2 separate regions of the Homo sapiens genome follow, and region 1 is linked to region 2. Evidence: chromatin contacts called from ENCODE Hi-C data. All regions are on one chromosome and are shown on one strand. The core of a region is the stretch at or near the end of the contact, and the rest is flanking DNA. Distances in the headings are between cores, read along the strand shown. Region 1 overlaps RARB (retinoic acid receptor beta). Region 2 overlaps RARB (retinoic acid receptor beta).

What was found. A loop is a pair of places that touch in the nucleus more often than their neighbours do. Pooled maps may share reads with other maps.
Region 1: a loop to region 2 is called in a pooled map, with 2.0 times the contacts of the local background. The contact joins two enhancer-like sites. A Hi-C loop is called at or near these places in 2 of 168 maps with a recorded cell type or tissue (Right ventricle myocardium inferior and psoas muscle) and 1 of 50 pooled maps.

The regions. Positions count from the first base shown.
Region 1 is chr3:25,556,557-25,559,385 of GRCh38, forward strand. All of the region lies in intron 3 of RARB (retinoic acid receptor beta), which reads left to right. Among named protein-coding and RNA genes, the nearest start is that of TOP2B, 110 kb to the right of the region's middle. Within about 2 kb of position 1,324, at least 6 of the 41 ENCODE cell types and tissues checked have a DNase peak (open chromatin) inside an H3K27ac peak, as active enhancers do.
Region 2 is chr3:25,511,215-25,514,062 of GRCh38, forward strand. All of the region lies in intron 3 of RARB (retinoic acid receptor beta), which reads left to right. Among named protein-coding and RNA genes, the nearest start is that of RARB, 84 kb to the left of the region's middle. Within about 2 kb of position 1,262, at least 2 of the 41 ENCODE cell types and tissues checked have a DNase peak (open chromatin) inside an H3K27ac peak, as active enhancers do.

The DNA of each region.
Region 1 (2,829 bases), core at 74-2,573, 45 kb after region 2:
TTGGAATTAGATAGAAATGGGTTCAAATTCTGGTCCTATAAATTACTGGCTTAAATGTGACCTTTAAAGTCTCTTGGCCAAAGTTTCCTCATGTGCAACTTGGGAAGTAAATCATGCCATTGACCACATGGGGCTGCTGTAAGAATTAAATGAGAATGTATGTCATGCACTTAGCACAGCCAGCACCCCGAAGGGCTGGGGTTGATGACAGCAGTGATGTTGCCTGTTCATGGCAAACTGTCCTTACAGCTGAGGGAGATGCAAGAGAAGTCTGGGTCACACACCACAGCCCTAATTTGAGAAACTGGTCTGTGACAGTTGGCAATTATGAGTTTGAATTTCCATAATGGATTGGAATTTCTCTCATCTTTGCATTTCAAAGCCAAGGGCAAGGAATAGTTATTATTTTCTCATAGTAATTCTTGTAAACAATTCCTGATGTGCAAGGTAGGTCAACAAATTACATGGAACCATTCTTGCATAAGGCAGTTTCTCACAATGACGTGCTGTTTGGGTGTCTTTAGAGTAAACTTGAAAGAAGTTCTCCTTCTTTGTGTTTTGCTTCCACATGGCATTGCATTCACACACACACACACACACACACACACACACACACAATTGCCATGAAAGTAGAGACTTCTGCTTTGAGTTCCTCTATAGGTTATGTCTACATCAGCATCTGTTGCACAGTAGTAGCTCAATAACTATTAGTGGAATGAATAACTGAGTCTATTTCACATTAAGTCAATTTCTAGAAGTCAAGAGCTAGAAGAAACAAAACCCGGAGGGACTAAGGAATTCCTCTTCATTTTCCATGGATACCATTCCAATCATAAATGGGCTTTTCCCAAGGCTCTCTCCGCAGCCTATCACTTCTCTGGAGCCTGAAACCCAGATAGCCAATTACATAAAGCACACACTGGATAACTCCACTTGGGTGGCACATGGGCACTTGGAATTCTAAGTGGAGAAGGAGGAGGCCCTTTTTCCTCCTCCTTTGTTCCCTCACCATCATTGTGCAAGCTGGAAACCCTTGACCCTTCCTGCTGCCTGGCACCTTGCATCTGCTATCCTGGCACTTCCCTACAGTCCCTCCCTGGTTTAGACATCCCTCTTCTCTCACTCGGAACTTCTAGCAACTACTTCAGTGGTCCCTATACCCCTAATCATTTCTTCACCATGAACAGTGACTCGTCTAAACAGCAACCCCTAATAAACTTAAAAGCCAAGTCTCCTTGGCCAAGTTCACACAATCACATGAGCTGTGGTCCAGCCACAGCCCAGAACTGCAAGCCTCACCCTATTCCCTGCAGAGCTCCAAAGCTGCCCTGTTGCTTCTCTCTAGGTCTGCAAACTGGCTCTCTTTTCTGCCTGGAAAGCACTCGGTTCTCCCAGCCTTTGGTTAGCTCAAGTCTCCTGCTTTGGATATTTACATAGAATTTAAGTGAATGCATATTTCAAGATCTCATTCCATATTGACCCTCCAGTGAGCCTCTCTCTGCAAATGAGCAATTTTGGATTCTCCGGGAAGTTCAAACAGCCTTTTTGTGTTTGTAAACATGGGTAGTTTCACTGACTTCTCCTACAGGTTGGATTACACAAAAAACATGTTTTCAAGCGCTTGGCCTCAAGTTTATTTTCTAGGCTGATTTTTGAAGGACTTTATCTGGCCTCCTCTTAACCTTCCCCACCCCCAAGTCTGGCTTCCATCCTTATTGCTCTGCTACAAATGTTCTCTCGAAAGTCACAACTTTCTCCATTGCCAAAACCAATGAACTTTGCTCCTTCTTCATTCTTTCTGACTGGCGGCTACTTGAACACTTGGCCAGGCTGCTGCTGCTTCAAATTCTTTTCTCCATTGGTTTCTGCGGTTTTTTATTCCAATTTCTCCCACAGTTCATCTGCTTTCATCCCCGTATCCTTTTCCCTTTCCCATCAACTACTAGCAATTCCCAAGGATTAGTTCCTGGCCCTTTTTTTTTTTTTTTTTTTATCTTTCCTCTCTCTCACCTTAGATTGTTCATCCTCGCTTACGACTTCAACAGTCATCTCTAAGGTTTGACTCCTAAATAATCTAACTTTGGAGGTGCTCTCTTGCCAAATCCACAATGCCATTGCTCTGACAGCCTCTGGATTCCTAATTCATGCCCCCTCAAACCAAATTCATCATATTCCTGCCAGAAACTGGCTTCCCTACTCCCCACCAGCTACCCTACATTTCTTCTCTGTTTTGATACCATCAGTAGCCCAATACGGGGTTAAAACCTTATTGTTACCTCTAAGTCGTCTTCTTCATCCCCATTTTCATTCTGTTGCCAAGTCTAGCATATTTTTCCTTGCGGTGATTCACTATATCTCCCCACTTCTCTTTGTCCTCATTATTTCTCCCCATCAATCCCTGTCTCCACATTTTTCTTCAGTGACACCAGCCACTCCACTCCCCTTCAAACATGATGTAGTCATTCTTGGAAGTATTTTCTCATATCTCCCCCATCCAGAATGTTTTTTCCTCCCCTTTTGGCCTCCTGAATGAGACCCCATCCTTTAAAGGCCACCGCAAACCTAAATTCCATCATGTAGCCACGTTTTTCCAACCCTCAGGCCTTTGCGCACATTGGTCCCTTCATCCAGAATGTCTCCTAGCCTCTCTAAGCCCCATTCATTTAAGAAATATATGTTGAACATTCCTTATGGAGAAGATACTGGACTGTGCACTGAGGATTTCTGAGTGAATAAGACCTAGCATATTCTTATAAGGGTATTCAGCTCAAGATTCCTCTCTTCTGAGATGTTTTTTCCCTATGGCCCCACAGGCTAAACTATCAGCTT
Region 2 (2,848 bases), core at 12-2,511:
CTCCGCCTCCTGGGTTCACGCCATTCTCCTGCCTCAGCCTCCCAAGTAGCTGGGACTACAGGCGCCCGCCACCACGCTCGGCTAATTTTTTGTATTTTTAGTAGGGACAGGTTTCACCGTGTTAGCCAGGATGGTCTCAATCTCCTGACCTCGTGATCTGCCCACCTCAGCCTCCCAAAGTGCTGGGATTACAAGTGTGAGCCACAGTGCCCAGCCAACCCTGTTTATTTTTTACCCTACCTTTCTATTTATGGCAAATGACACCCCTTTCCCCTTTATAGTAGTAATACAAACATTTCCTCTAAATTTTATTTAAGAAAAAAAATCAATTGAGACAGAAATCGTTAAGTGTGTAGCAGCCTGTGAATATGTGCAAAATTGTGAAGGCAGTACTTCAAAGGACTGAAGTTTGAGAAACACTGGTTTTATATGTTCTTGTATCTTAGGAATAGAAGCAGAGTCTGCAGCTGTGGCCTGAGCCCTCTCAGAGTCTCTGTAGTGCCTCAGTTGCTGGTCAGATCCCACTGACATGCCCCTGCCTTACTGCCTGCCGCTAACCCTTCCTCACATGCTGAACTCTGTGCACAACTTGAGGATGGGAAGGAGGGTCTTGCTTTTTTGCATCCTCAAGGTTTAGACCTTTCCTGATAAAACAAGGGGTCAATGAATGGGTGGATCTGTCACAGTGGATTTTAAGCATCCGGGGGAACTGATGGAGGGATGCAGTATGCTGCTTAAAGCCTGGACTTAAGGGGGAGTCAGATTCATACCCCAGCCCACCACTTACTTAGCTCTGTGTGATCTTGGGCAGGTCACTTAACATCTGTGTACACCAAGTTGCTTGTCTGTAACATGAAGAGAGTAATAGTACCTACTTCATGTGGCTATTGTGAGAAGGAAATGAATTAATACATGGCAGGGGCTAAAAACAGTACTTAGCTAAGCGTTAGCTCCTGTTACTGTTCCGGTATCTGTTATGATACTGAGCCATCCTGGTCTCTAAAGATTGGTGTATTCATTCATCAGCGGTCCTTAGTGATTGTACAGGACAGCTAATGCTCCTTCCGACCCAGTGGTCCCTTTACTCAAAACAAGAAGTACATGTCCTTGGGACTCAAATCTACCCCCACAAAGCAAGGTGATGGGTAGATGGGGCCAGAAGCAGTTTCAGCTCTGAGCCAGGTGATCTGATGTTGGAATTCATGGCACTTCATCGCTTACACAATCAACTCCAAATGTCCAAATGTGTTAGCATGGGCAGAGAGCCCTGCACAGCTGCCCCAGCCTGTCCAACACTGATCTCTTGTCATGTGCCCCCAAATGTGCCACACACTAGCCATCACTGACCACTCGGTGTCCTCTCATGTGACACAGCATCCTTAGGCGGTGCCTGCTGTTCTCTCTGCCTGCAATGCCTTTCCCTCCCTACTCCTCCTTGAAGCCACCTTCTTCCTAAATGAGCAGGCATGCGCACATACACGCGACACACTTTTCTAACAGCAAGGAGTGTGTGTGGGTCACTCTTGCCTCTCCATGCTATGAAGTGTTAGTGGCACCTCTATTGAGATGACTTTCAGAGTCAAACTGTTTTTTGGGTGGTCCAGGAGCTTTTGGTGTCTGTGTGTGTGTATAGGTGTTGAGAGAGGGAAAACTCATCGCACAGAAGGTCCCTCACTGGCTGGGGGTGCTTCAAGAACAAGTATGGAGTTTGGTTTTTATTTATATCTTTAATTGTGAGCCTAGTGCCTTGTACTTAATAGATATTTCTGGAATGAATTGAAAGCAAAGGGTACGGCTGGGTGCGATGGCTCATGCCTGTAATCCCAGCACTTTGGGAGGTGGATCACGAGGTCAGGAGATTGAGACCATCCCAGCTAACACGGTAAAACCCTGTCTTTACTAAAAAAAAAAAAAAAAAAAAAAGTAGCCAGATGTGGTGGCATGCACCTGTAATCCCAGCTACTCAGGAGGCTAAGGCAGGAGAATCGCTTGGACCTGGGAGGCGGAGGTTGCAGTGAGCTGAGATCGCGCCACCGCACTCCAGCCTGGACAACAGACGGAGACTCCATCTCAAAGAAGAAAGAAAGAGACAGAGAGGGAGAGAGAAAGAAGGAAAGAAAGGAAAGAAATGAAGAAAAGAAAGAAAAGGGTACCTAAGGACTGGGGATTCTGAATCAGGAACTTCTGTCTGATCTTCCAAGAGTTAAGAGATTTGAACACGTGAACTTAAAGTGAAATACAAGCCCAAGAAAACATTAGGTCTTATTGATATCATGAGCCCATTTTTACCTTTCCCATTCTGCCTCCTCTCCCACTTTGCACCATATGAGTGATAGCATGTTACCCCTTTCATGACATGACATCCCAATGCTGTTTTTTCCATGGTGGATGTAAACAGATTAAGCTTGTAAATAGGTCCTAACAGAGATTTACTTTCTCTCAAAACTACACACACACACACACACACACACATTTCATCAAATCGATCATTTCTTAAGGTGCACTATTATTTTGTATACCACTAAAAGGGAAAACGGTGCCTATTAAACCAAGACACACTCAGATTGTAAGACAGGTGGCAATTTCAGAAAGGGGGAGAGGAAGGGAGAGAGGGAGAAACCAGATATCTGGTTTCAACCCTGTAAGAAAAAAGGAAGTGCCTTACATTCTAAACTGGAAATATTGTATGTTTTCATCTTGAGCTATTTTTTATTCTGCTTTAAATAGACATTGATAAAACCTTAGTGCCCAAAGACAATCCCCAGCAAAGAGAGTTGGCTGAATAAATATGCAAGTGCTTCTAAAATAGCTGGCAGAGAGCCCTTTGTTTGGAAACAAATGTCTCCCT